2 separate regions of the Homo sapiens genome follow, and region 2 is linked to region 1. The links are chromatin loops, found by intact Hi-C in ENCODE. Cell type or tissue: HCT116. All regions are shown on one strand. Links, peaks and the distances in the headings refer to the core of each region. The heading gives the core; the rest is flanking DNA. Region 1 holds the start of ZIC5 (Zic family zinc finger 5). Region 2 overlaps PCCA (propionyl-CoA carboxylase subunit alpha).

What was found. Hi-C counts contacts between places; a loop is a spot of excess contacts. Peaks named below come from ENCODE experiments on the same cell type or tissue, not always from the same donor. Only the 100,000 strongest peaks of a DNase experiment are listed, where the experiment ranks them.
Region 2: it touches region 1 in a loop (4-fold over the local background); 12 of 110 quality-filtered maps call a loop at or near these places.

Annotation. Positions count from the first base shown.
Region 1 is chr13:99,962,185-99,977,926 of GRCh38, reverse strand. It overlaps ZIC5 (Zic family zinc finger 5), which reads left to right and starts at 6,160. Exons shown (of 2, transcript NM_033132.5): 1 at 6,160-7,800; 2 at 12,108-14,963. The coding sequence starts at 6,324. The coding sequence ends at 12,550. RefSeq lists enhancers at 2,630-3,170, 3,171-3,713. In HCT116, for the core only: no CTCF peak of the experiment used is centred there; a DNase peak (open chromatin) is centred at 7,476; H3K4me3 peaks cover 4,468 bases; H3K27ac peaks cover 4,517 bases.
Region 2 is chr13:100,234,948-100,250,689 of GRCh38, reverse strand. It overlaps PCCA (propionyl-CoA carboxylase subunit alpha), which reads right to left. Exons shown (of 24, transcript NM_000282.4): 8 at 14,812-14,848. Among named protein-coding and RNA genes, the nearest start is that of PCCA, 150 kb to the right of the region's middle. In HCT116, for the core only: no CTCF peak of the experiment used is centred there; no DNase peak of the experiment used is centred there.

The DNA.
Region 1 (15,742 bases), core at 3,397-11,396:
ACACCCGAGCGCCCATCAACCAAAGCACCTCGTTGCGGTTTGTGGGCCTCTGTGAACAGTGTTGACTGAGTTCTTTTGTGGTATGGGGTGTGTTTTGTGTACCTATGCATAAATATAGCGTGTATGCACACACTATACCCTCACACACAAATAGGTATACATTGCTGGACAGGAGAAGTCAAAGAACAAGCAAACAGAATTGACCTTTACATTGAAAAGCAGAAGCTCTCGGTTGCCACACCACTCAAACTTGTAATTTTCCTCTTAAGGAAGAAGGTGGAAACGGGGGTAGTGGGAAAGAGTTGAGAGAAGAAATTAGAGAAACAAGTGACCAAAAAAAAAAAAAAAAAAGCAGGGGGGTGGATTTCATAGGATTCCAGCACCATCATCTGTATCACAGACTCATAAATTCAACAAGATCATCAACAGGATATTAAGTTGCAAGGCACCTTTGATTCCGCCTTCTCAGCCACTCCTGGGCTGGGTGACCCCTGACCCATGAAGGACCACATGTGTGGTGCGGGAGCCCCCTCTATAAAATCCACCTAGAACAAAAGTTCTTTGTTAGTGCTTTAGAGAAGTGTAATGTAAAAGAAGGGGAAATTGTGAAAATCTCAGCCAATGTTGTAACTTTTAAATACCATTTTTAAGAAGTGGGGGTGCTGAATGAGGTTGTGATAGGATAAGGCCCTCTCTAGTTTGCTAAAAGAATGTCTTTTCTTCCTACAGTTAAAATTTACTGTTCTGTAACTGGGCTTATAAAAAGTCTCCATATAAAATATGTGCTCACCAGCAGTTTAGTGATAGGGATGTAAATATTTGTGTATTTGTCAAAAGGGACTCAGAAAAAATAGAAGACATCAACCACCCTGGCCTTTACCCCTGCAATGGTGATAGTCAGTGGTTGTGGTTTTCCAAAAGGAAGAGAATTAATTGTCCTTACTTGTCTTCTCCTTCCTGATGGGAGTGATTCTACTGCTGAAAAACAAACAAAACCAAACAACAAAAAATAGGAGGCATTAGCTTACGTGAATGTGTTTAATTATTCTGAAGACCTATCCTTTGGGCTCCCAGGCGAACTATATCCAGAGAGATTGAATACAGATGACAGGCGAGCAGCTTTCCAATAAACTGCAGTATTATTGCAATAGACTTTGTAATACAATTTATGCTGTCATTCATAAATAACAGTGCCATATGTCAACCATATTGCTTACACAAGTAAATCCATCAACGTGTCACTATTTGATTTATCTCAACAGCTTCTTCAAATATTGAAGTATAGATATTGGAAGGGGTGTGGAGTGGGAGGAACTACCCAAGAAATTTGAGATTTTATTTTTAACCGCACAAACTCTACTTCTCCTTCATTTCCCATCCAAAAACATCCTAAAGGATAAGAGATGAAGGGGAGGAGAAGCACATCGAGGGGCCAACACAAATAAATATTGGGTGGTTATATGAACTGTGAACATGTAAGAGAGTTCTGTCGTTGTTTTGACCTTCTGGAACATATTTTAGAACAATAATGCATTTCCCAAGAAATTGTCAATCCTAATGGTCAACTGTAGGTCAAAGGTCTTTCTCCAACAACCTCCATCTCTGAGGGTAGAAATGACTGCAAACCAAATGAAAGTATTTGATAACAGTCAAATTGTATTGAACTTATTCTTTAGTAGTAAGGAAGTAAAGGGAGTGATAGTTTTTCAATGGCTTTCAACCACAAAGGTGAGGTGGACATGGGATAGGCCCACTTCATGACTGTACAAACAACAAGACAAAACAAATCTCCACAGAATCCAACGTATCAGTCGTGGCCACACAGCCCCAGTCTTCTGCCTTTTCATCCTCATTAAGTCTACATAAGTGTGATAGGGCTATTAGAAGCACTTTTCTGGATACTTTTAGCTCCACACATATCCGTGGAGCCTCAGGACTCAGCGCCACCTCAGGAGGGCAGTAACCCTCCGAGAGCCCCTGGGAGGGCTGCCAATTGCGGAGCGATTCTGAGCACCCCAAGGCCTTGGGCCAGTCGCAGCCCCCAACGCAAGTCAGATTGCGAGTTGCCAAGGCCGGAAGGTGGGGATGGGGGATCCGGTCCCTGCCTCGTGCAGACGGGGCGGGCGGCCAGGAGAGGCTGCCCTGAAACTCCCTGCCTAGTGCCTGGCCAACCTGATTTGGGAAAACCCTTGAACCCAAAGTCACCATCACTTACGGCCCTGGCGAAGCTCTACTAAAATACAGCTGTGCCGGTGCCTTTGCCCACCCCGCCCTAGCTTTTACGAAAGGTCTCAGTGGACCATCAGGCCCTTTCCAGTGTCTGCTAGCAACCCCCTACTTCCGCGCCTGTTAAGCACCCATTGGCGCCCTTGGGCTGGGGTTCAAAGGTCCTTCGATTCCCCTAGTAATTTGGGTGCCCCATTCGCCCTTGAACCCGCCCCTGGCGCGGCCTAAATGACACTAGATGCTCCAAACCCGCCGACACCCAGTCCTTCTGCAGGGAGGCCGCTCTCACAGAAACCACGCGGGACCAGCGAGTCGTAAAGCAATTGCAGGGGCAATAAAGGGCGGTTCGGTGGGTCCCCCAGCTCCTTTCTTGTCCACCCCACCGTCCCCGAGATCCCCCTCCCTCCGCCTGCAGAAACAATCAAACAAAGGCTCAAAAGCCAGGAAATGTCCAATTCACTTCCCTTAGAGTTTATTAATTGCCCACACCCCTCGCAGGAAACTTGGCTGTGTTCGGTGACATACAGAGGGCACCGGGGGAGCGGTGGAGCCTCAGTCCCCCACTACGCGCAGCGGGAAGCCGCAAGCGCCAGCTCGAGCATCCCCAGAGATCGGGTCCCGTGGCCTCCAGGCAGCTGAGCGCGGTTAACTCAGCCAACCTGGGTTCTGGTTAGCTGGCCATTTACTGGGCCTCTCACCTCCCCAACCTACTCGCGCCTTTGTCTGGGGTTGGAAGGAGGTTGGGGTTCGGGGTGCAACCTAGAGGTCTGGAAATACACGCCCCGCAAGAGCCCTTGCTAACTCCAGAAAGGACATTTCCATGGCTTGCCACTTTGCTGCCTCCACGCAGGCACCTCCGCTGCAAAACGCAGAAAGGGGCATGGATTTGAGGACTGGCCCTGACGACCAGCACCACCGTCGAAATATGCGGGCCAAACCCCCAGAAGAATTGGCATAACGCCTTCCACAGCCCCCTGCTTTTAAAACTAGTATTATTATTCCCTTCAGCGCCCTGGAAATTGTTGGTGTTTATTTAGGAAGTGTGACAGAATTATTGGGTCTTCAGAAACTTGGGATGTTAAGGGGGTTTGATTTGGCTCCCAAATAGCTTGAAAAAGAAACAGCGCACCTGGGGTCAGGCGGGTCATCACAATAACAAAAAGCGCTTCTACAAAATAAAAAGCTCTTTTATAAAGAAAGGCAATCCCGGAAATCCACTGCAAGCCTTCCTGATGACCATCTAGCTAGGCCTATTCTCAGGTTTAATTGGCAGGCGGTTTATTGGCGCCTTATTGGTGTTGATTGAAATTTTGCTCCCAGTCTTTTCTTTTAAGAATTAGCATCTCAAGTCGATTTACCTGAGTCAATTATCTTTTTAGGGTCTAGGTTTGGTCATAAATTTGCAAATATTCATTAAACTCACTTTGTAAATATCCCTCTTTCCTATCGCTACCCAAATCTCTATTATTTCCTAAGAAAGTCTTTTCTTTTTTAAGGCTTCCATAAAAAGAAATTGATCAGGGAGCTATATTTGAATTAAGACATATTAAATCGATGACAGATACATATCACGCTGTGTTTAACAAGAGTTGTACAAGGAGGCGGGTTCCAGATTCCGCACGGCTCTGCTACACCATTATTCACATTTTTACAGCCTTTCCTTCATGCCTTCACCCATTAAACCATTAAATTTCAGCAATTCAATAAAACAAAGCAGTTATAATTTTGACGAAAAGCTATTTTGAAGGGGGTGGAGGTACCCATTTTATTGCACAATAAAAATGCTCAACAGTCCATATTAAAGGCTAGCTTGTGTTTATTTTCTTCTTTCTTTATTCATTTTGTTTTGTTTTGTTTTTACTTATAACCTGCAGGATTGAACCCAAAGCTGCCATTACTGCAAGAATTAATGCTTATTGCCAAGAAATTCAAATAAAGGAAACTCATTGGAAATGTTCAGAGAGGAAACGATGACAGTGATAATTCCAAATATGATGCTTTCTCCATAAACTATCCATAGAGATGGCACAGCTCTCGATCAACCTTTGCCTGGTTGGCTTGAAATGTTTTAAGTCTTTGACATAAAAATTGTGAAAGGACTCGTCGTTTCCAAAGTGAGATGAAGATTTTGTTACTGCTGTTTATTAAAATTTTTTCGTTGTGTTTCCACACATGCCTTTAATTCCCCATATTTGAACTTCATTGCAACTTAAAGAAAAAGTCCATTTGAAATTTGATGGTAGCATTGTCTTTGTTTGCTTGTCAGTTTTATAAAAGAAATGACATTCCTAAGTCTCATACCGAAGCCCCCTGTTAAACATCGTTCACACCAATGTGAATGGCACTATCGAATCAACTCTTTTCAGAATATTTCTGATTACTTCCCACGGCCATCTCCCCAATAACGGCTTTGTGCAGTCTACTTTTACTTGGACTGCAAATGAATTAAGTTGGAAACATATTTTATTGTATCCCCAAAGAAAAAGATCACATTCTAATCATTATCACTTTTTTTTTTTTTACAAGTAATGTTACGGATGACAGCAAAATACAAATTTTAAAATCCTGGCTTTAATATTTGAGCATTTTGTAACATCACAAATTTCAAAAATGCTTTCTTTTAAAATCTGAAAAGGACACTTTTGGGGCAGTAAAATCCTTAATTTGGGGGGAGGGTCCCACATTTCTCCGCCCACCAAAAAGTGATGCAGGGAATTTCTATTTTTAAAAAATCGATTTGATACCAAACCTCTGGAAAGGGATGGGATTCGCTTTTTTAAAAGCCAGTTTTTATGGTTTTCAAATAAGACATCTTAGAGGTAGACTGGTTTATGAGAAAACGATAAAAAGGTGAAAGATTATTCTATCAGTAAATAAAAAGCAAAGATATTTCTTGATTTCAAAATAATATTTTATTGGATCAGTTCTAATTGTGGATCAGTCAAAGAAACTGAGGCATACATGTGGACTGTGGACTGGGATCTGGACCGGAAGGAGAAATTCTACTTAAAGGACGGTGCTTATTTAGCGGCTTCTCTCTGCAGAGATGCCGTTTGGCCTGCCCCGCCACTGTATCTCCGAAAGGCAAAAGTTAGAATCGCTGCCCGATCTCCTCTCCCCCGCCCCTACTGTAGATCTAATTGGAAGTGGCAGATCTAGAACCGATGAGTAGTGAGATTACACTTCCATCCAACTCCTTTGAACCATGTTGAAAAGGACTCTCCATGAGATAAAAAGTCGAGGTAAAACGGTTCCTTTGGGGGAAAGACTTATTTTGACTTCACCTGGTGTTTCGCGGAGCCAAATCACTCAAGTTGTCTTGCAACCAATAGACTTTATCTTCTTCACTCCGTCTACTGTCTATGCGCCCTAGGTGAGCGCTAGGCAGGTTGGGTGTCCAAACAAGAAGTTTCTAGCATCACCACTACAGGTAGGACGGGCTATTCACCCTTCTCTCCCAAACAGCAGCCCAGGGCTCTTCCACCCCACAAGAGAGGTGGAGGTAGAGGCAGAAAGTACTTGGGTGCCAGAAGGCACACAGAGAAGTGAGGCCAAGGTTTTTGAAACTGGGACTGCCCCTCGGGGGTCCTCAGCCCCTCACCACCCCGCGCCCTCTGCCCGCGTGCCGGCGCGCGCTCCGCGAGGTGCGTCAAGGAAGAGCGGGGCGCTGCGCGCGCAGGCCAGGCTCAAACTTTCTGCAAGTGCAACTTGGGCATCCCCGGGGAGGCGGGGACGTGTGGCTCCAGCGGAGGAGGGGGCGCGAAGCGAAAGCGCAGGCGGCCGCAAGCACGGGGGCGAATCCCCGCTGGGTCGAGGGCCTGAACGGGAGCCAATCGAGCAGCCGAGGCTACTGCCAATCACGCGGCTCCCTCCAATCCCACCCGTGCCATTTCCAAAATCTCGGTCCCACTGTGCAGCTCAAATGTGGTGTTCACTCTGCCAATCGCTGGAGGATAGAGTGGGAACAGGAATAAGCAGAGTTAAGAGGCCAGGACAAAAGAAGTTAAAGAGCGCCCAATACATACATGTTTTTGAAGGCGGGCAGAGGGAATAAAGTCCCCCCAGTGAGGGTCTATGGGCCTGATTGTGTAGTTCTGATGGAGCCCCCTTTGAGCAAGAGGAACCCGCCAGCGCTGAGATTAGCGGATTTGGCAACGGCTCAGGTCCAGCCGCTTCAGAATATGACAGGCTTCCCGGCGCTGGCCGGCCCGCCCGCCCACTCCCAACTCCGGGCCGCCGTCGCGCACCTCCGCCTGCGGGACCTGGGCGCTGACCCCGGCGTGGCCACCACTCCGCTCGGACCCGAGCACATGGCCCAGGCGAGCACGCTGGGCCTCAGCCCTCCCTCCCAGGCGTTCCCGGCACACCCGGAGGCTCCGGCAGCCGCCGCCCGTGCTGCAGCCTTGGTCGCGCACCCCGGCGCGGGCAGCTACCCCTGCGGCGGGGGCAGCAGTGGCGCGCAGCCCTCCGCGCCCCCGCCCCCAGCCCCTCCTCTTCCTCCCACCCCTTCACCCCCTCCCCCTCCCCCGCCTCCTCCTCCTCCTGCCCTCTCGGGCTACACCACCACCAACAGTGGCGGCGGCGGCAGCAGCGGCAAAGGCCACAGCAGGGACTTCGTCCTCCGGAGGGACCTTTCCGCCACGGCCCCCGCGGCGGCCATGCACGGGGCCCCGCTCGGAGGGGAGCAGCGGTCCGGCACCGGCTCCCCCCAGCACCCGGCCCCGCCTCCCCACTCGGCCGGCATGTTCATCTCCGCCAGCGGCACCTACGCGGGCCCGGACGGCAGCGGCGGCCCGGCGCTCTTCCCCGCGCTGCACGACACGCCGGGGGCCCCAGGCGGCCACCCGCACCCGCTCAACGGCCAGATGCGCCTGGGGCTGGCGGCGGCAGCGGCAGCCGCGGCGGCTGAGCTGTACGGCCGCGCCGAACCGCCCTTCGCGCCGCGCTCTGGGGACGCGCACTACGGGGCGGTTGCGGCCGCAGCGGCGGCCGCCCTGCACGGCTACGGAGCCGTGAACTTAAACCTGAACCTGGCGGCTGCGGCGGCCGCAGCAGCGGCCGGGCCCGGGCCCCACCTGCAGCACCACGCGCCGCCCCCGGCGCCGCCGCCGCCGCCGGCGCCCGCGCAGCACCCGCACCAGCACCACCCCCACCTCCCAGGGGCGGCTGGGGCCTTCCTGCGCTACATGCGGCAGCCAATCAAGCAGGAGCTCATCTGCAAGTGGATCGACCCCGACGAGCTGGCCGGGCTGCCGCCGCCGCCGCCGCCGCCGCCGCCGCCGCCGCCACCGCCCCCGGCCGGCGGCGCCAAGCCCTGCTCCAAAACTTTCGGCACCATGCACGAGCTGGTGAATCACGTCACGGTGGAGCACGTGGGAGGCCCCGAGCAGAGCAGCCACGTCTGCTTCTGGGAGGACTGTCCGCGCGAGGGCAAGCCCTTCAAGGCCAAATACAAGCTCATCAACCACATCCGCGTGCACACCGGCGAGAAGCCCTTTCCCTGCCCTTTCCCCGGCTGCGGCAAGGTCTTCGCGCGCTCCGAGAACCTCAAGATCCACAAGCGTACTCATACAGGTGGGTGTCTGTCCCCGGCCGCGCCGCCGCCGCCGCCACCAGCTCCTGCGCCGCCGCCGCTTCCGCCGCTGCTTCTCCTCCTCCTCCTGCTCGCCTTAATTTTTTTCTCCTTCTGCTGCTTCTCTTCGCATACGTATAACCCGGACATGTGACTTCTTTTTTTTTCTCTCCCCCCCTTTTTTTTTTCTATGAATAAGTAATTCGATAGCACACACAGGCCCCGCGTTGGGTTCCCACACGGCGGAGTCTCCAGCGCGCCCGCAGCCCCTCGGCCGGGACCCGCAACGCGCGCCAGCCGCCGCCGCCGCCACCTCGGAGCAGACGCAGCAGCAGCTGGAGCAGGAAGGCGCCCAGGACGGTCGGCAGTCCCCACCCGCCCGGCCCTGGGAAGTCTGGGAGGGCGATGGAAAGAGAGGCCGGGCCGCCCCGGCAAGCGCCTCTCTTCCCACCGGGTCGTAGGCCCCGCGCAGTCTCCGCGCTCCGAGGACCGGGCGTGGGATTTGCTGCCGGATTTGGGCCGCCCGAGGCAGGCCTTCCGGGAGGGGAAGGGACCCCTCCGGGAAGACAGGAATGCGCTTTCGGAACCCCGGAGACCACTCGCACTCGCCCACCGTGACACACTCTTCACGCACACCTTCTTCTGCGTGCGTCTCCCACAACTTTACACACTCATATCCTCCTGCGCGTGCACCCCATTCCCGCGACACCTGTGTGTCCTCACACTCACATCATTTACACGCCCCACGCGCCCTCTCACACGCAGTATCACACTCGCCCTGGAGGGTGCTGGAGTTGACATCTGCCTTTCTAGAGAAGGTTCTAGTTGTAGGAGGACCCGAGCCTCCCACCATCGGTGAGGCCTACCCTGTCGTGGAATTGGTGGGGAGCCACCGGCGTCGTGGGGACCCTCCCACCCCACCTCAAGCCCTGCCTCTGGGGATCCCACAGCGCTGAGGAGGGCGGCTGCGGCGCGAGGCGGTGGATGGCTCCTGTGGGTCGTGTGCCCCCTTTGAGCGGACCAGCGCGTCGGGCGGAAGCGCTGATGAGCGCGAACGCAGTCGGGATTTATAGGGACAGATACGATTACCCCTCGGAGGACACTTAAGTAACTGGAGTTTACGTTCAGTAATCACTTGGCAGATTTATCGGCGCTGCTGCGGCCAGGAGGTAGCCGCCGGGTCCCACGCTCGGGCCGGGGGCGCTCGGGGCTCTGCGGGGGCAGCAGCGTCGGGGTGGCCCGAGGCGGGAGCCTTGGCTTGGCTCCTGCGGGCCGCCTGATGGCCGGTGGGGAGCACGTTTTCCCAGGAGCCCCTTTTCTCTCTAATCGGGATCAGTCCGCCTTAATGATTTTTCCAGGAAGAAACTTCCCAGGAGGCTCTCGTAAAAACGCCCTGGCCCGCTAAGCCGGCTGCTCGCTCCTGTGCCCAGCACTTCTCGGCAGGGCAGGATCCAGGGACCGTGAAGCCGCTCCCCAGCCCGGCCCCGAAAGGGAACTCCCAAGCGCGGGGCCGCGCGCGGCCTAGGGCCCTTCCCGCCTGCCCAGGCCTCGCGAGGGGAGCGGCCTTCCCTAGGCGGCTGCCGGGAGCTGCGGGCGCAGAAGCCGATCCGGGCCCCCGGCGGGACAGGCCACGCCCTGCGCACTGTCCCCGGTGGCTTCCCGGGGCACGCGCGCGTGCGTGGGGTCGGGGGGGGCGCGGGGGACCCCAGGCGGCGAGGGGACCCGCGGTCATTTGGGTTTTTGGCTCTGCGTCTCGCGGACGGTTGCATTTCCTGCCCCCTCCCGGCGGCCGCGTGGGCCCCACCCGGTGGAGCGTGGGGGTCCCTGCGGGAGGGACGCAGGCGCCTCGGGTTCAGACTCCAACCCGCGCTTGGTGTTTCTGGCGGTCCCTGGGCCGCTCAGCTATTGGACATTGTGTTCTGAGAGGGCCCATCCGGACTTCTTTCCCTCCCTGCCACGCCGCTCTCCCTTTTGGGGGTTATCCGGGATCCCGGAACGGATTGATCAAAGGGACTAATCCCCGGGCCACTTCCGAAGGCCCCTTTCCTGACCCACGTGCCCCCAGTCCCGTTTATAACCGTCCCGCGGGCCCGACTCGCGCTCTCTCGGGAGAGGGAGCTGCTAGGAGCTGGCGGGGTCCGCAAGTAGTTCCTTACTTTCCCACAGGCTCCAGGCTCTCAAACTCTGTAAATAGTTAAATTCTGACGTGACTCGTCTATCAGAATCTTAAATGTAAACACTGAGGTCTCTCAGCCTTTCTAGTTAGGTAGAATTTGCTTATTCCCCTTAGGCCCCCTGAACAACACAGGCCTTTCCATCGCCCTTGCCTTGTTTTCTTCTGTTTTCTCCGTGCACCTCTTCCTTTATTTAACTCTAATGTTCTACCTTTCCTTCCACGACATCTGTCCCTTTCCTGAGTCTAATTGTTCCCCTTTTTCATGTGCAGTGGAGGAGTTAGCAGTGTTCAAAGCGTTTCTTCACAACCCGGGATATGTAGGTTGAACAGAAACGACCATGCTCAAAAACAGCATTGCACCTTCGCGTAGGGTGGATGAGTAAACCCATGTAATTACGCCTCCATATTGAAGAAAGGCTGATTTTAATTTCTTAAAAAGAATATGATGTTAACTTGGTCTTATCTACGACTTAAAGTGTAATGTAGAAATCAGGACAAATCACTGATGTTTTGATAAAAAGGGATTAGCTTTGTTTTTGTTAAAGCTCATCTACAGAGAATTTTTCGAGGTTGTGATTATCATGGGGTTGTTTTTTCTCTCTTTATACATCACTGTAGGAGGCATATTTGAATAATGTCTAATTCTGTTTTTAAACAGTATTTCCAGGTAGGGAAAGTTAAATTCCAGGCATCTGCCTGAATACTCTCAGATGTGCTAGCATACTCTGCCATGGAAGCAGTTATCGTTGGCGAAATATTTTTTAAAAACTCACTACAGTAAAATATCTGCAGAGGGTGTAAGAAAAGTCACCACAGAAATGTATGTACACTAAGCTGAGGCTTAACAGTTTGTTTTTGAAAACAAGTTATCCAAAACAAAAGAAAATGTCATACCTAGTGTATCACCAGAGTAGCTGCTGAAATATGAGAAATTCAACTTTATTTTTAAATTATTTACCTAAAAGAGGAAAATATTAATTCAATAATATGTATGAAATGACTTGTTTAATTATGGACTCAACTCTATCAAGTTCAGAGATACCAAGGGGAGAGGGAAAATTCAGTTAGACTGTTACCTGCTGTCTTCCTTTTCTTGCTGTTTAACACCAAAATGTAGTGTGGCTGAATTTCTCTAGTTGTCTTATTAAGTATTTCCATTTCCTGGACTAGAGGCCTTGTGTTTAAAGGCGTGTTTGTGGGGTGGTTAGGCCAGCTTAAGGAGGTGACAGCCAAAAGACCCTGGCCTTTTTAAATTTTTTTAAGGTCTTTTTGACTAGTAAGCAATGTAGGGAGCTGTGAGAGTAAGTATACTTATGGCATAAAGTAAAGGTAGGTTCTGCTAAGGCTTGTGGTCTTTATTAATGTATGTTAAAGCTCGATCTGCTGTGCTCTTAACTGCCCTGCAAGTAGTGAGGAAAGCTGTAGAATGCAGAGGTCAACAGCCTGTTCTCTGCCCAGCTAGCCCTGTAAAAATCGAGTGGTGGGAGTATGTTTCACAGGTGCCTCTATTTCTAAAGAAAAACATTGTTTTGTTTTACCTCTTTCCCTTTCCCATCTCCACGTTCTCTCCTGATGCCCCTCTCCTTCAATGAAATCCTGGAGAACACTGAAAGGAAATGCCATTATTATAATTTGACTGTACCCCCCAGTTTACTTTTAATTTAGTGTATGTGTTTGCTTTTTTCTCTTTTTCTTATACGCTTACTTCCGCCTGTGGCTTTGGAAGTATCATTTTGTGTTTATTTTGACAGGAGGATCTCCTGCTTGTGTTTTTGAGTGTACAGACCCTGAGGGGAGTGTGTCTGTCGGGGGAGGGGGTCTGCGGGTCCCAGGTGGGTTTCAGTGTTACATTCTGGCCCTTAGCTCAGCACTAGGGATCTCACCCTGATCCCTCTGGGACTGCAGGGCCTGACAGCCTCTCAGGAGCCCAGGTCCAGGCAAAGCCACCAGGTCAGCAGAATCCAGGCCCATCCCTGAAGCATCCCTTCCCTTTTGTGAATTAGGAAGAAGAATTAGGCTGGGAGTTGGTCTCTGGGAGAATAGGAAAAACACAACCTTGGTTCTGCTTCAAGATTTCTGTCAAGAGAGGGGTCTTGGAAAGCCATTGTTGACCTTTCCTGTGTTTCCTTGCAGGGGAAAAGCCTTTCAAATGTGAATTTGATGGCTGTGACAGGAAGTTTGCCAATAGCAGTGATCGGAAGAAACATTCCCATGTCCACACCAGTGACAAGCCCTACTACTGCAAGATTCGAGGCTGTGACAAATCCTACACTCACCCAAGCTCCCTGAGGAAGCACATGAAGATTCACTGCAAGTCCCCGCCACCTTCTCCAGGACCCCTTGGTTACTCATCAGTGGGGACTCCAGTGGGCGCCCCCTTGTCCCCTGTGCTGGACCCAGCCAGGAGTCACTCCAGCACTCTGTCCCCTCAGGTGACCAACCTCAATGAGTGGTACGTTTGCCAGGCCAGTGGGGCCCCCAGCCACCTCCACACCCCTTCCAGCAACGGAACCACCTCTGAGACTGAAGATGAGGAAATTTACGGGAACCCTGAAGTTGTGCGGACGATACATTAGAATTTATTATTAATAATAATAAGTGAAATAATAAGTGGGAGTCCTTGGACCACATCCTAACCTGAGACAATGCCGAGCCTGAGACAAACCCGTGACTCAGACTTGCCACCGGGTCTAATTAGCCCTATTTATTCAGTATGAAACCCTATGGTGTTTGTACATTTAATTAATTTAATTAAGATATTTGGGCTTTTTTTTTTTTTTTTCTTAAAAAACAAACAAAAAACAACCAAGCTGGACTTGTACATTGCAGGAGGATGGGGCTGGGGGCAAATTGTACCAAGGAAAATGAATGGAGAGATTAGTTAATGGCGATACACACTGCCGATGCAATATATATATATATATATATATACATATATATATATATTATTTTTTTTAAAAGGGGGAGAAAAAGAGCATTAAGTCAGAACTTAACACAGCACCAAGGCCCTCTGCATTTCCCAGAGTGCCTCTCAAATGCCTTTGACACCATACCATGGGCTGCTTTTGAGCCTCCTTGTTGGACCCTAATTCTGCCAAGGCCTCTTGATTGTAAACCACACACCTGCTGCATTGCCAACAGATCCTGTTCCGTACCTGTGTCCAAAAACATTTGTAAAAACCCTTTGAGTTTAATATTTGTAATTTTTAATTTCCACTCTTTTATTACTGATCTTAGCTTAATACAATATTTTTATACAGGATTATTTCTTCAGTATCCTACTGTGTGATTTTAAAAAAAGATGCAGCAACCTTAATATATCTCCATATCTTGTGCTACTGTGATTGTTCAAGCAAAAGTGGAGAGAAGAAAAGCTGCTGCAAAAGACAACTGTGAAACTGTGATATTTTATAAAATAGAAGAAATTCAAGTGCTTTCTTTTTCCTATATGTTTTTTTTTTTTTATCTGAATTCTCAGATACTGCCTCCTAACTGTGTCCAAACTTCTTGTGTAATAAAGAGATTCTGTTTTCGATCCTAAGTTCTTTGGGATGCCAACATTCACAGTCAAGTCTTGAGGAGGTGTGATGATGGCATCATGCCTATTTTTTTGGAAAGCTGTTGTTTTTAAAACAGGCCAACACCTCTTTTATACTGTTGTATCAGCCTTTTAAAAAGTCTATTTTTCAATGCCTGAAACTGCATTTTAATGCATTTTCTTCCACCTGAGCACTGAGCACACCAAACTGGAATCCATTTGAAAATGACAGTGTGTGAAGTGTATGATTTACATTAAAAGAGGGGAGGGAGTTGCCATACATATTAAAAATTTTTAAAAGGTTTATAGTTACCACCAAACACTGATGAATGTGTGACCTTTGCCAGAGCTGTCAAGCTAGGATAAAAAAGGTCAAGGACCTAGGACAATAACTCTTAGTCGATTTATTTTCGGTTGGTACAACACATCTCCTGTGCAAAATGTAGTCCATCAGAAACATCCTACAGATACACTAAAGAGCACTAATTTATCCTTAGAGACCCCGAAGACACCCCCTCCCCAGGGTTTGTAGAAATTTGTTTTGTGTGCTGTGAGTGGTTGATGTAGTCTTGTCATTGTTAATAACTTGTATGTGAACACTATTATTTGTACAGTTGAATTAATTTATTTTCAGACATCATCCTTTTTTTTTTTCTTTCCTGGAAGAGTTCAAAGCACACCAAAGAATTATATTATACATTTTGGTGAAAGATTGTCATTTATGATCCATGGTTTATTTAAAAAAAAAAGGAAAGAAAATGGAAAAATATATTTTTAAGCTTACTTGAATGAACAACGTAATGTGAAAACCAAGACTCTTCCTGCATGTCTTTTTTGCATTGTGTTGATAAGATTATATATAGTTTATAGATATATTATATTACTAGTACAGTGCATGGTGCTGTCACTTGGAAAGCCTTTCAATGTTGTCTTCAGATTGTTGTGATGAATATGAAACATGCAGACCCTCCTTTATAAAGAAAAAGACCTTAAAACTTGAATATGAGATAATTTTACATTTTAAAAGTTTATTTGATTTTCATATTATTCACTTTCAAAGCCCTTTCAAATAGAAAAGGTATGAACTTTTGGGGGGATAATTTATGTATCGTAAACTTATTAGAACAAAATATTCCTGATGTATAATGAGTTGTTTTATTTATACAACTTTTTCAATGGTAGTTTGCACTATTCTTTATTATGCTACAGGTTTATTTATTATGAAACAAAGGAATATGTATTTTATGTATTTTACCATGCATAGGTTAACTCTTTGCCACAGATTTATTGGTTCTTGATACACCTAAAATAAAAAAAAATGTGTACCTCCAATAGAGAGCAAGCAAGAATGATTATGAAGTAACAAATTTAATAAAGGTATTCTTGTTATTATTGCTTATGTTTTACATAATGGCATATCTCTCATACAAATAGAACAGGTTGCTAATGGAGTGAATGTCTTCCCTTGGTCTCTTGATTTCTCAGCCTCTCCCCAAGCAATACAATATTTTTGCAGCCTGGTTTAACTTAACAACTTACAAGCTTATCTAGGAAACACAGATATTTATGAAGACTAAGCCTTGCAGGTTATACTTACAGTAGCATAAATCTTTTGGGTTACTGCATTTATTTGTTAAAATAAGTAATATCCTGATTGATTCTAATCAGTGAAAAGCCAAAAAGTGAATTTTAGCATTTCTTTGGTGCCCAGCCTCCAAAAGGAAAAAAAAGAATAAAGAAAATGTGGAGGAAGGGACGGTGAGGCTTCTAGACAAAAAGAAGGTGAAAGCAAAATCAGTCAGGGGCTGAGATAGGTATTGAATGAAATTGAGTAGTGGGCATCAAATGCCTCTTATGGCGTGGGAGATCAAGATGCAATTTTACTGTAGTTTGTTCTGGAAGTTGAGTGGCTATTGGTAATTTAAGCTCAGCATTTTGGGCCAGGTGTGTTGAACAATTAGATTCTTGCATGGCAGCAAAATATTCAAGTGGCTTAAATGCAGGTGTTTGGCTATGCACATTTACAAGGCTGGATGTTTGCTTGTGTTTTTGTTAGCAGATACAAAACTGATAAAAGTCAGATAGTTAAAAGCAACTGCTAGTAATGTCAATAAGCATTTCTCTGAAAGGTTATAGTGGCTTTTAAAAGTCAGGTTTGTTAAATGTAGTAAAGGTGAAACAGGTTGCAAAGAGTTGTTTTAACTCAGATGACAATAACCAGCACACGAAG
Region 2 (15,742 bases), core at 4,994-12,993, 270 kb before region 1:
CAATCAACAATTAAGAGATAGGTAAAGATGCAAAATGTGATTCATATCAGAAGGAAAATAGCTGACAGAAAGAAACCCAGAAATGAAGACTCTTAAAACAGTTGTTACAAATACTATTATAAGTTACAGCTATTACAAACAGGTAAAATGATTTGGAGAAAAAAATAAACATGATGAGATAAATAAGAAAAAAGCAAACATTTTAAAATTAAGTTTTTAGATATTAAAATGACTAAAAAATCCAATAATATATAAAAAGAATTATATACCATGACCAAATGGGATTTAATCCTGGTATGCAAAGCTGATTCAACATCCAAAAATCAATTAATGTAATCCATCACATTAACAGGCTAAAGAAGAAAAATCCTATGATCATATAAATAGATGCAGAAAAAGCATTTAACAAAAATCAACAATCACTGAGTTTAGCAAACTAGGAATAAAGAGAAATTTCTTGTACTTGATAAAGAATATACACAAAAAGCCTACAGTTAACATTACACTTAATGACAAGAAACTGGATGCCTTCTCCCAAAAATCAGGAAAAATACAAGAATGTCCCCTCTTACAACTCTTATTCAACATCTGACTGCAGATTCCAGCTTATGAAGTATGTTAAGAAAAGGAAATAAAGAGTAAACAGACTGGAAAGGAATAAATAGAACTGTCTTCACTAGTGGATAAGATGACTGTCTATGAAGGAATTCCAAAAAAATCAGCAATAACAACAAAATTCTTGGAACTGATAAGCAATTATAGTAAGGTTACAGAATACAAATTAATATACAAAAGATTATCACATTCCTATATACCAGCAGTGAACAACTGGAATTTGAAATTAAAATAGTGACATTTACATTAGCACTAAAGAAATAAAATAGGCATGAATCTTAAAATACATACAGTGTATCTATGAGGAAAACTACAAAACTCTGACGAAAGAAATGGATGAAAATCTAAATGTAGAGATAATCAATGTACATGGATAGGAAGATTCAATATTGTTAAGATATCAATCCTCCTCAACGTGATCTATAGGTTGAACACAATTAAAATCAAAGTCCTAGCAATTTATTTTGTAGATATCCACAAACTGATTCTAAAGTTTATATGGAAAGGAAAAGACCCAGAATAGGCATCACAATATTGAAGAAAAAGAACAAATTCAAAAGACTAACAATACCCAACTTCAAGACTTACTATAAAGCTACAGACATCAAGACAGTATGGTATTGTCTAAGACAGACAAATTACTCAAGAGCCCAGAAGTAGACCCACACAAATACAGTCAACTGAACTATGACAAAGAAGCAATGGCAATTAAATGCAGATAGTCTTTCCAAACAAAGGGTACTGGAATAACTGGATATTCATTATGCAAGAAAATTAATCTTGCCACAATCCTTATACCTTTCACAAAAATTAACTCAAAATGGATCTCAGACCTAAATATACATTGCAGAACTATAAAATTTCTAGAGAAAAAATAGAAGAACATCTAGGTGACTTTGGTTTAGCAATGAGTTTTTACATATAACACCAAAAGCACAAACCATTAAAAATTGGCACATTTAACTTCATTAAAATAAAAATTTCTGCAGCCCAAATAACATTCTTAAAAGAATAAAGACACAGCCGGGCATGGTGGCTGATGCCTGTAATCCCAGCACTTTGGGAGGCCGAGGTGGGCAGATCACCTGAGGTCAGGGGTTCGAGACCAGCCTGGCCAACATGGCAAAACCCCATCTCTACTACAAGTACAAAAAAAAAAAATTAGCCAGGCGTGGTGGCGGGTGCCCATAATCCCAGCTACTCAGGAGGCTGAGGCAGGAGGATCACTTGAACCCGGGAGGCGGAGGTTGCAGTGAGCCAAGCTCGCGCCACTGCACTCCAGCCTGGGCAACAAGAGTGAGACTCCATCTCAAAAAAAAAGAATAAAGACATAAGTTCTAGACTGGGAGAAAATATTTACAAAACCCATACCTAAGAAAGAACTTGTATCCAAAATACACAGAGCTCTTAAAACTCAACCAGGAAACAAACCACCCAATTGAAAAATTAACAAAAGATTTGAAGAGACATCTCAATAAAAAAGAAACACAGATAGCAAATAATAGCATGAAAAGATGCTCAATATTATATGTCATGAGGGAACTGCAAACTGAAACTATGAGATACTACTATGTGCCTATTAGAATGGCTAAAATCCAAAACACTGACAACACTAAATGTTGCCAAAGATGAAGGACACCTGAAGGAATGTCTCCAAGTTGAAATTTCTATAGCAAGCACTGAAACAATAGAAATAGAGTATAAAATTTCCAACATAGTGGAGGGAGGAATGGGAAGGGGACATAAAATAAGAACAAGAGACATTTTTTTTAAAGTCGTCATCAAAAAGAAGCCAAGAAAGAAAACAGAATCCAAAGAATGGAACAAACAAAACCCCCAAAAAGTAGATTATATAAATAAATCAAAATATAATTTTAAATACAATAAATATAAATGGACTAAACTCTCCAGCTAAAAGACAAGCTCCAGCAGGCTGAATAGAAAAACAATAAAATAAAAATCCAGTCCAAATTTAGATGTGCACTTACAAGAGACACACCTAAAACAACAGTTCACTGGCAGATGAAAAAGATAAAGAATGATACAAGGATAAAACAAAAATAAGCTTGTTTAGGAATATTAATATCATAATTAGACTTGAAAACAAAAATTGGTCATTATGTTTTGATAGCCAAGGAAACACGATACACTGTAATACACCTATTATCTAAACAGGGACAAAACCTAACGAGCAAGGAAAAATTGGAAAATCACTTTTTCAAATATAGGTCCATCAGATATCCAAAAACATCACAAAAAGGCTGGATGTGGTGACTCATGCCTATAATCCCAGCACTTTGGGAGGCCGAGGTGGGCGGATTACTTAAGGTTAGGAGTCCGAGACCAGCCTGGCCAACATGGTGAAACCTCATCTCTACTAAAAATACAAAAAAATTAGCCAGGTGTGGTGGCAGGCACCTGTAGTCACAGCTACTCGGGAGGCTGAGGCAGGAGAATTGCTTGAACCCGGGAGGCAGAGGTTGCAGTGAGCCCAGATTGTGCCAATGCACTCCAGCCTAGGTGACAGAGCGAGACTTTGTCTCAAAAAAAAAAAAAAAAGGCCGGGCACGGTGGCTCACACCTGTAATCCCAGCACTTTGGGAGGCAGAGGCGGGCAGATCATGAGCTCAGGAGATCAAGACCATCCTGGCTAATATGGTGAAACCTCGTCTCTACTGAAAATACAAAAAATTAGCCGGGCGTGGAGGCAGGCACCTGTAGTCCCAACTACTTGGGAGGCTGAGGCAAGAGAACGGTGTGAACCTGGGAGGGGAGCTTGCAGTGAGCCGAGATCATGCCACTGTACTCCCGTCTGGGCGACAGAGTGAGACTCTGTCTCAAAAAAAAAAAAAAAAAAAACCCACACAGGCTGGGCGCAGTGGCTTATGCCTGTAATCTCAGCACTTTGGGAGGCCAAGGTGGGCGGATGACCCGAGGTCAGGAGTTCGAGACCAGCCTGGCCAACATGGTGAAACCCCATCTCTACTAAACTATAAAACTTGGTCGGGCATGGTGGTGGGTGCCTGTAATCCCAGCTACTCAGGAGGCTGAGACAGGAGAATCACTTGAACCCGGGAGGCGGAGGTTGCATTGAGCCAAGATCGCACCATTGCACTCTAGCCTGGGTGACAGAGTGAGACTCCATTGTCTTAATTAAAAAAAAAAAAAAAAACTCACTAGAAGTTTTGAATATCCCAATAGGTAGGTTTGACCTCTTGAGTTTTCTATAAGACATTGCATATAATAATTTGAGAATATACACTCTTTTCAGGAACATACAGAATATGTATCAGAGTGACTTATTCCTTAGCCATAAAGCAATTTTCATCAAATCTGAAAGATTTTTAAATGAAAAACATGATACTCTCTGACCACAAAGCAATTAAGTTAGAAATCAATAATAATAAAAAACTATTTTTTTTTCAGTTATTTAGAAATATATCACTAGGCTTGGCATGGTGGCTCACACTTGTAATTCTAGCACTTTGGGAGGCCAAAGCAGGAGGATCAGTAGAGCCCAGGAATTTGAGACCAGCCTGGGCAACATGGCAAAACCCTGTCTCTACAAAAAATACAAAAACAACAACAACAACAAAAATTAGCCAAAAGTGGTGGCATGTGCCTGTAGTCCCAGCTACTCCAGTGGCTGAGGTGGGAGGATCGCTTGAGCCTAGGAGGTTGAGGCTACAGTGAGCCGTGATCACACCACTGCACTCCAGCCTCAATGACAGAGCAAGACTCTATCTCAAAAAATTAAAGAATTAAAATACATCACCAAATAACATATGAGTCAAAATCATAGCAGAAATCTGAAATTACTTAGAAATGAACAATCATGAAAAATATATCTCAAAGTTATTAAGTACAGTTTTCTGCCCAGATCCCTAGTTCAGGACATTGCCCCAACTGTTGTAAGTATTGTCAACCAAAAGCTGACTTGTCCTCGGCTTTCTGCCTAAGGTCATGCCCCTTCCTAGGGGCAGCCCACACCCCCTAGATAGTTGATACAGGTGTATAAAGGCTGAATCCTCTTGCCCGAACTTGGAACAACTAAAAAAGACCAACAAATATTCACAGCTCTCTAAATTATTAGCTGATGGCTTTGTTGAGAGAGAATCAATTCAACTTTTCCCTTGGCTCAGTTTCCTTCATTCCCCCTCAGGTATTGGTCCCAAAATTATTTCCCCCAATAAGCTTCCAGAGTCTACCTCCAAGGGATTACAAGCTATGATAAGAGGAGTACATTTCAAAAGCTGTTACAGTGATGTAGGCAAGGGATGACACTACCTTAAACAAAGAGAATAGCAACAGAAATGCAGAGAAGTAGATAAATTCAAGAAATATTTAGGAGATGGTGGTGACAATCTGCAAATTTCAAAGCCACACAATGAGATATAATAGTAAACACCTTGTCATGAAGAATGTCTTATTGATGATTACCAAAACTGAGGCTTTTCTGTGTCCTGCCTCTGTAATCTATGACATTGCAGATGGTGGAAACTCCATCAGCCTTAGCCACTGAATAAGGATAGCATAGAACAAAATGCCTCCTTCTCACCCTACAACCTGACGAATGAGAATTGAACACACAGAATGAAGAAAAACTAAATCTGTGTTGTTTAAAGTGACAGGAGAGGGGCTGTAAAAATGTGGTATAGTCGAGGTCTGGTGAACTAATGACAACTCCACAAACTCCAATTAAATTTAGCATATTACTAGAGTTTTCCAAGGAATCTAGTTCAGAATCTACTGGGAAATTTGGCTGCCATGCACCATGTGACTAACACTGAAAAATTCCTGCTGTAGATACAAACAAGGAAACAGTTTAAATTCAAACAAATTGGGGAAATACACTCTACTATCAATGCATTACTCATTTTTTATTTGATCATAATTTTCCACTGATTTTATTGCTCTCTTTAAATCACAAAATAGTTATATTTAGTTTCATCATTATCAGTTTAGTTTTGGAGTATCATTCGAGTTGGCAGACCTCAGACTGAGGTGATGCACATTTGCATCAATACTATTTGGGGTCTGTAATTATCCAGTAACTAGTAAACATATATATGTTGGAGTCTATGATTTATCCACATCTCTACTACTGCGCACACACACACACACACACACACACACACACACACAGCCTTTCCTCAGTCTGTCATACACATATATACAAATAACTATATAAACATATTTAAATAAGAATCAATATTCAGTACCTACAAAAATATAATCCAGATGTATTATACACTAAACAAACCAATACATGACACTATTTTATGACACTATTTCTTTGGCAGAGAAAGGAAAAACTGATTTTGCCTGCCTATTTCTCTCTACTTAGGCAAATAAAAATACTAGATCCCTAACTCTGCTCCAGGGATCGGAAATCAGTGCATTTCAGTGCCCAGATTAGAGCAAAACGCTTCACACACAGGAAGTTTCCAAACAAAAAAAGCAATGTTTTTTTCACATTACAATGTGTTTCCACATTCCTGCCTGAATGTTATGCACAGCCTTTTCCAACAGAGTAATAGAAAAAGGAAAAAAATGGTATTCACGAATGACTAACAATAAAACAAGAGAAAGAAGATGAAGGACTGAGAGAAATAAAGGGAGACAGAAACAGCAAATTTAACAGTAAAAGACAGAAAAAGAACTTGTGAAATTATGCTTAAACCCAAATGTGCATGTTGGAATAATAAAAGAAAATATAAGCACCCATTGGAAAAGAAAGAAGAAAAAAAGCCACAGAACACAAGTTCCTGTCTCCCAGGGAATATCATTCTAATCTCAAATGACCACATCACTTCAATAATAGGAAAACAGCAAAATATACATCTCATTATTTAATGGATTTCACATAGATTATTTTAATGCCATTTTCTTTAACATAACTTTTCCTTAGGCGTTATTCAATCTCCTTAAATATTAAATGTCTTCTCCTGAAGACGAAATTGGCAAATAAATTAACAAGATGTAAGATTGTGAAGAAGGTATAAATTGTAATGTTTTTGCAAAGGTTTCTTCCATATAACCTTAACCCCAGAGTCATATATAACATGTGAAAATTTTTCTAAGCTGCATGAAATAGACAAAATAAAAAGATTCCTGACTTAGCCACATATTTTTATCCCTCTTAAGTATGAATTATTGGTTGTATATAAGCAACAAAAGTAACTTTTTAAAAAAATGTTGTATTATGCCAAAAGGAAGATGAGAAGAATAGGCAAAGGCAAACAGCCAGGGCAGAAAAGAAAGGACTACCATATAGCCCCCACACACTACGCAGAGACAGGGCAGACACACTACATCAGAAGACTAATAGTAAAATAAGTCAAATGGGAGAGCCAGACTTTCAAAGAACATAAGATGTCATGGGAACAGGCTGGTGTAAAGGCAATAAGGTTCAGTAAAAGACTTTCATACATTTGAATCTTAGATTCCTATAAATTTCTATTAGTCCAGCCTAATGAACACAAGGACAGCCTACAAGAATTGATGACTAGTAGTCACTAACAAGTATATACTGAATTTATTTGAATAATCCTAGATCATTTTGTTTCAATTATCTATTTGCTGAAAGTTTATCATGTTTTGCTTAATATTCCTTTTTTTCCCCAGGTATCTCTATTATAAAATTGAAGATTAAGGGGGAAAAGGGAGAAAATTATAGTCAAATTCTGGTCTATAAATATTACAAAAGAACTTTAAATATGTGATTGCTTAATTCATTTCTATACATATATATACATATTTCATTTTGATTTATTCACCAAATAACCACTTGCTGAATATATACTCTGTAACAAGCATTAAGTATTAGAAATACAAAGAAAACTAACTCATGGTCAATTTTACTACAAAATAGTAACCAGCCAGATGTGGTGGCTTACACTTGTAATCCCAGCACTTTGGGAGGCCAAGGCAGGGGGAGCACTTGAGGTCAGGAGTTTCAGACTAGTCTGGCCAACATGGTGAAACCTTGTATCTATTAAAAATACAAAAATTAGCCAGGCGTGGTGGTGCATGCCTGTAGTCCCAGCTAAGTGGGGGCTAAGGCAGATGAATCGCTTGAACCCAGGAGGCAGAGGTTGCAGTGAGCTGAGATCACACCACTGCCCTCCAGCCTGGGCAACAGAATGAGACTCTGTCTCAAAAAACAACCACCACCACAACAAAAATTTTACTATAAAATAGTAATCAAATTAATATAAAGCAATCATTTGCAAAGAAAAATAAAATTTATATATTGCAGAGAATCCTATACTATTTTAAGAAAAGAGCAATCCATCAATATAAATCAGTACATGCGGGGAAAAATATTTCTATATCAAACTAAGTCTTGGGAACATTGCGAGTCATGGGCAACACTTTATGAGATATTGCTCCTGTTTGTTATTATATTTTCTTTTTCTTTAACAATTATTTTAACTCAATCATCACTCCTTTCCTCTTTTAATAGTTACTTGAGAAAAATGTGCCTTATATTGTTATTGGGTAGAATGGTCATTATATATCCATAAGGTCTAATTAGTATATAGTGCTGTTCAAGTCCTCTATTCCCTCCCTTACTGATCTCTCTAGATGTTGCATCCATTACTTATAGTGTGCTATTAAAGTCTCCAACTACTATTGTAGAATTAGTCTGTTTCTCCCTTCAATTCCGTCAATGTTTATCTCAAATATTTTAGGGCCATGTTTCCTGGTGCATATACATTTGTAATTGTTAATCAATATAAAATGCCCTTCTTTGTCTCTTAGAATAGTTTTGGACTTAAAGTTTATCTTGTCTGACATTAGTATGCCACCCCAGCTCTCTTTTGGTTACTATTTACATGGGATATCTTTTTCCTTCCTTTCACTTTCAACCTATTTGTGTCTCTGCATCTAAAGTGAGTTTCTTATAGACAGCATATAGTTGAGTCACTTTTTTTAATCTATTCTTCCCTCTGCTACAATAAGATATTATTCTACACACACACTAGGATGGCAATAGTTTTCCTTATAAAAGAAAGAAAATAACAAGGGTTGGCAAGGATATGAAGAGATTGAAACCCTTATATATTCTTGGTAGAAATGTAAAATGGGACAGCCACCATGGAAAATAATTTGCTAGTATCTCCAAAAGTTACACATAGAATTACCATATAACCCAGCAATTTCACTTCGAAGAATATACCCAAAATAATTGAAAACAGGTATACAAACAAATACATGGACATAAATGTTCATAGCAGTACCATTTACAATAGCCAAGAGGTAAAAACAACCCAAATGTCCATCAATAGATGAATAAATAGATAAGGCCAGGTGCAGTGGCTCATGTCTATAATCCCAGCACTCTGGGAGGCCAATGTGGGTGGATCACTTGAGCCCAGGAATTCAAGATCAACTGAGGCAACATGGTGAAAACCCACTACAAAAAAATACAAAAATTAGGCATAGTGGCACACACCTGTAGTCCTAGCTACTCAGGAGGGTAAGGCAGGAGGATTAGTAGAGCCCAGGAGATTAAAGCTGCAGTGAGCTGGGATCACACCACTGCACTCTATCCTGGGTAAAAGAGCGAGACCCTATCTCAAAAAAATAAAAAACAGACAAAATGTGGCATGTACATACAATAGAAAATTATCCAACCGTAAAAAGGGATAAACGGTAGAACATGGATGAACCTTAAAAACACTATTCTGTGTGAAAGAAACCAGACACAAAAGTTCATATGTTGTGATTCCATTTATTTATATGAAATATCCCCAGAATAAGTAAATCCACAAGACACAAAGTAAATTAATGGTTGTCAGGGACTAGATGGAAAGAAAATAAGAAGTACATACTAATGAGTACAGAGTTTCTTTGGGGAGTAATGAAGATCTTCTGAAATTAGATAGTGATTACAGTTACACAACCTTGTAAATACACAAAAAATCACCGAATTGTGCACTTTGAAAGGCTGAATTGTATAGTATTAAAAATTTATCTTAATTTTTAAAAATCTAATCTTTAGTATAAAAATCTGAACAAGTTACCTGCAGGCCAGGGGGTAGGCGAGAACTGACTTGGAAGGATCATGAGGGAAATCTCCAGGGAAATAGTATGTTCAGCACCTTGGTGGGATTCTAAGTTATATATATATATGCATATGTCAAAATCCACAAATACACACTTAAGATTTGTTCACATTATATTGTGTGCAAATTTGGCATCAAAATAACAAAACTGTATACAAATACTGAATTCAATTAATAACACATGTTGAAGTATTTAATGGGACATATACTGGTTGTGCAATTTACTCTGAAATGCAACAAAAATAAAATGGATTAGTATATGAACAGATAAGTGGTAAAGCAAATCTAGAAAAAGGTTAATAGTGGGATCTTAGTGTTGGGTATACGAGTATAAACCGTAACAATTATTTCAAAATGCCGTATGATTGAAATTTTTCAAAATAAAATACTTGGAGAAAAGTTTATGAATAAAAAAAATCTGCAAATCATGAATACTATGCAGAAATTTAGAAAATAGTTATAAGACAGAGAATGACTGGGTGGCAGTATTAGAGAATCTTCTCTTGAAGACATGATACTTAGGCTAAGATATGAAAGACTGCAAGGAGCTATTTTTGTGAAGATATCAGCAAGAGTCTGCTAGGTCCTGCCATCCCCCTTCACCCCGCAAAAGATTAAAAAAAAAAAAAAACTTATCCTAAGGCCCTGAAATTTGCTGTGTTCAAGTAAGCTAATGTGACTGAAGTATGGGAGGCAGAGAAGGGAGTAGTATACAATAAGACTGGAGAGAAAAGCAGGTGTCAAATTACATAGGGATAGTAGTCAGAGTAAAGAATTGTGATTTTTATCTAAGTTCAATGGAGTCATTACAGAATTTAAAGCAGAAATGGGCTGGGATGAGATGAAATATATCCTTGTTCTTTAAAGATTTTAAATATCTCACTGTCAGCTATGTGAAATGTTTAAGAAATGAAGTAAAGAAACTATTGCCACAGTCCCTGCAAAAGACAAAAGTAGTTTGGAGGAGAGTGGTAGTAATGAAGACAGTGTATATAAGATGAACTGACAATGCCTATTGATGTATTTACAACAGGATGATGAGGAAAAGAGGCATCCAGGAGAGACTCAGTTTTGGCCTGACTGAAAGGGGTGACATTTATTGAGATTTGGAAATTCTGGGAGAAGTAGGTTTGTAGTATGGTAGACCTGAGGATCAAAAAAAAAAGTTTTTATTTAAATTGGGCATGATTTGTGATTGTGAGAAAGACAAGCAAAGGAAAAGAATCTGAATAATCTGGAAGTTGTTAAAGGACAGGTTTTAGATTCACAATTTATTTTCCTTTCAAGAATCAATTTTGACTTGATTGTATTAAGGACCTTTGGCCCAGTAAAAAGATCAAACTTCAATGGAAATCAAGCTCACTGATTACTGTTGTCTATCATTGAGGTTAAAGACAAACTGAGGATCAATAGCTCTGTATCTCTCAACTTAGATAGGTCAAAGTAAAAAATCAGGAACAAGAATGAGAGAAACTAGGTAGTCCAAAAAACAAATACATACAAGTAACATATTAAGTCTTAACTGTCTCTCACCTCATCAAGGATAGGAGACTGTCTGCTTCTTTAATTCCATGTATAACACATTTGAGTACCTTACAGTATTTTACACAAAGTAGTCGCTCAAATTTTAGCTGCCATCCTCTAATCCCATTGGTTTAGACACAGTATAATAAAAAGTCTGTGGTCTTTGGAGTCAAATAAACCTAAATTTAAACCAGGGTCCACCACTCGATAGTTCTGTGACCTTGAGCAAATTACTTACCATTTCTAATCATTAGTTTCCTTAAATGTAAACAAAAATGATTAAACCCAAGAATTAGCATTAGAAACAACATTTCCAAAGTGCCTGGCCTTAGGAAGAAATGCTCCATAAACTGGAGTTACCATTATGTAAAAGGCACTTAATTCATCAATGCTCAATACAGTGAGTTTCCTACTTTGGCAGCATAGATTAATGTTTCCAGAAGAAAAGCAAAGACATGAGAGAGGAGGAAATCACATAAAACAGGATAAACTTCATTTTCATCACATAACACAGAAAGAATTAAGAGAGAACTCTATGAATAGGTATAACACATGGACAATCAACAACTTACAAATGGATAGGTTCAAAGGTTTGATTATAAATCAGTTGTTTAGAACTAGGAACACATTTTCACATGGAATCATAATCATAGTTAAAATGTGATATATCTCAATAAAATCAGTAGTAAAAAACTTACGAAATATCAAACAACACAGAAAGCCAACAGACTTTAATAAAACATAATTTAATTTACTTTAGAAAGTAGCACTTCAAGGAAAAGATTTTATGCGAGGCTTCTGAGGTGATTCAGAAGAGATTTTCAGAGAAATTCTAAAAGCTTTGTAAGAGCTGATGACCCTAGTTCTTTATGGTTTATTTTACCTCAAATTTTATGGTTTCCCTTTCTTTCAGTATAAGCAAAACACCAGTACTCTTATACTTAATAGCCATGATTGCTATCATTTATTTCACAAGCAAGAGAGAGTAATTGGGGAAGAATTAGAAGAAGGACAGGAAAGAGAAAGGAGTCATAAAGGATGTGCCCAAGTACAAAGAAAAAAGACTTAGATTAGATTAGGTAACTTCAGTAGGAAAAAATAAAAAATGAAAAGGAGGTAAAGCACAGCATTAAAATATTGAGGGAGGAAAGCAAAGTGATGAGAACTAGTTAGACAGAGGCCCATCATGATGAGCTGGTTATCTTAAAGGTGACAGGTTATAACGAAAGTGGAAAATGGCCAGGTGCACTGGCTTATGCCTGTAATCCCGGCACTTTGGGAGGCTGAGGTGGGCAGATCACCTAAGGTCAGGAGTTCGAGACCAGCCTGGCCAGTATGGTGAAACCCCGTCTCTACTAAAAATACAAAAAAATTAGCTGGCATTGTGGTGTGTGCCTGCAATCCCAGCTACTCAGGAGGTGAAGGCAGGAGAATCACCTGAACCCGGGAGGCAGAAGTTGCAGTGAGCAGAGATCGCACCACTGCACTCCAACCTGGGCAACAAGAGTGAAAAGTCTGTCTCAAAAAAAAAAAAAAAGAAAGAAAGAAAGAAAGAAAGTGGAAGAAAAGGCATAAAGGAAGCAAAGCAATCCACGGCCTGCTATTTACACAAAGGGAATGCTCGCAAGTCCAAAATTCACCATTCAAAATGTGGCACTGCAGTGTAACTGTAAATTTTCTTCTAATCCCTTTATTTCCCTAAATTTCTCTAAATATTGTCCTTTATGTAGATACTGTAATAATAATAATAACAGTATTATTATATCCAATGAGGTTGATAATAATATCTAACCTAGAACTAGAAAAAGAGCTTTTTAAATGTAAAGATGTCTGACAGGATGGAATTAAACTATTTTAGAAAACTATCCTCAAAAGCCAGTAGGTATATTATATGCCTCTTAGGCAATGAGGAATACCAGTGATTTCAAACCATGAACAGAAACTTTTGATTTTTCTCCATAAAGAAACCACAGAATCAGTTCTATATAGTCCAGTTTATTTAGCAGTCGAGCAAATGTTCCTATGAAGTACTGATAGGCTTTTTGAAATGTTAATGATTCTGAAAAAAAAAATGAAGAGATGAGGTAGTCAGATAAAATAAGATTTTCTATGGTCTGGTCTTAAATCCAGGACCTATATCAATAAGATAGATTTTTGCAAAGCAAACAACAAAACACACTTAATGATGGGCAAAGCCCAAATAATTTAGACAGTACCAACTACAAACAAGGGTGCAATAAGCCAAACTGCTTTTCAGGTCACTAAAGACCTGCTAAGTTAGACTGTCCCATTTGCAAAGAACACGCTTACTAGTACAAGTGATCACTTCCAGACCAATAAGATATTTCTACATATCACAACTATATGAGCTTTGCCAAATCAAATGCTCTCTAGAGGCAGAAAATAGATCTAAATAATCTTAGTGAGAAAACAGGCCTACAGAAATGTTCGTGTGGCACGATGAGATGCTTGGACTGAGGCGTACAGGAATGCTGAGAAGACGCTGGGATCCCTACAAGCATTGCCTAATTTCTCTCATCTGTACAAATTTCTGTCAAATGTATACAATTACTGATTTGATTATTAAACCTGCAAAGTTATTTAACAATATTGTTAATCCATATAATAGCATGCCCTTACACATTTTCTCAATTAGCAGATACCAAAAATAGTTCTCATGACCGCCAAGAATATTTTTAAAATTAAAAAGTTGCGAGCCAGGGGCGGTGGCTCACGCCTGTAATCCCAGCACTTTGGGAGGCTGAGGCGGGTGGATCACCTGAGGTCAGGAGTTCGAGACCAGCCTGGCCAACATAGTGAAACTCCATCTCTACTAAAAATACAAAAAATTAGCTGGGCGTGATGGCAGGCACCTGTAATCCCAGCTACTAGGGAGGCTGAGGCAGGAGAATCGCTTGAACCTGGAAGGCAGAGGTTGCAGTGAGCGGAGATCGTGCCATTGCACTCCAGCCTGGGCAATGACAGCAAAACTCCATCTTAAAAAAAAAAAAGGAAAGAAAAGAAAAAGAAAAGAAATTAAAAAGTTGGGAAACACTGCCCAAATACAAGTACATGTAAAACAGCCATTAAAAACTCCTCCAGTCTACCTTTTATTCCAATTTAGATCATTCAGTTCTAATTTCCCACATCTATTTTATCTTTCCCATCTAACAAGATTAAGTTGATACCTAACATCTTAGCAAAAGGCAAAAACTTAAAGAACTATGTCACATATGGTATCTTCATTTTAATCCAAATGTTCTTAATTTTAACAAACCACATTCAACTATGTACATATAAATTGACATTAAACTTATATCCAATCTTTAGAATTCTTAAGACAATTCCTTCTTTGAATTAGCCTGTGATCTCATCTTACAAAAGAGTTATGTATAGTTAAGGTCAAATTACTCTTTACAGTCTCCTTTAATAATAGAATTTGGCAATTCAACTGATACATTCTTCCAGAGCAACAAGTAATCAAAATCTAAAACTATTAAAGTATTATTTGCTCTATGGGAATTACTTATTACCTGTTGACTCAACCGTATCTGCTGAAAGACACAGAAATCCTACCAAAGTTAATTTAAGGACTTACCAATTTCCCTTGCAATTCTGACAGCTTCTTCTGCATCCTGTAAAAGCAGGAAATGAGACTCAACATTAATCCCATGAGGCATTGCACAATGTCTTTAGGGCAGTCATATATTGCACTACTGTCTCCTCCGATTCATTTAATGTTCAATTTTACTACCTTCTAACCCTTTTCATTCAGAGAAATGTAAAATTAATACCATAAGTGGAATGTAAATTCTACCTCATCATTATTATATTAAGAAACTCAAAGCAGTTGAAATGAGCTGGCAGGAAGCACTACCAGAATTGCCAATGATTTGGTGCAGTTGCCGGAATTTAATGGCAGAATTTAGATGTTTACAATCAATACTGAATCATAAATCAGGTCATTAAAGCTTGTCCGCAGCCAGCTTGTTTCTGTCCAATATTATGTGTCATGTTTTCCTAGATTCTGTCAGCAGGGGGAGTTGATTCTCTATTGTTTGGGAGTAGTTGATCGATTTTGCAGAAATATGAAAGTTAATTTCCAGTACCTACAGGAATTACGAATTGTTCCAAAAAATCCTTTTGGTAATCTGCATTACCTTTTCTTTTCTATTGTTTCTTTCTTTTTTTTTTTTTTCAGGTACATATTTTATCTCTACAATTGTATCTTGTTACATAAATTAAAAAAAAACTTTAATTTCAACGAACCAACTACTGGAGGAAAAAACTCCAAAAAGCAAAAGAAAGAAAATACCTTCCTAAACAGTAAGGGGTAAAAGTTTATCCATTTAAGGATTAGTTATTGCTAAATATTAACCAATGCCACTTCTACCTCTAAGAAGATGAAAAGACAAAAACTTCCCTTGAATCTAAGTAATTTCACTGATCATTAACCCTCACCTAACACATCCAACACAGGACACTGCTGAATCATTTCCCCAAATAACAATAAAGATAATGTTGAAATC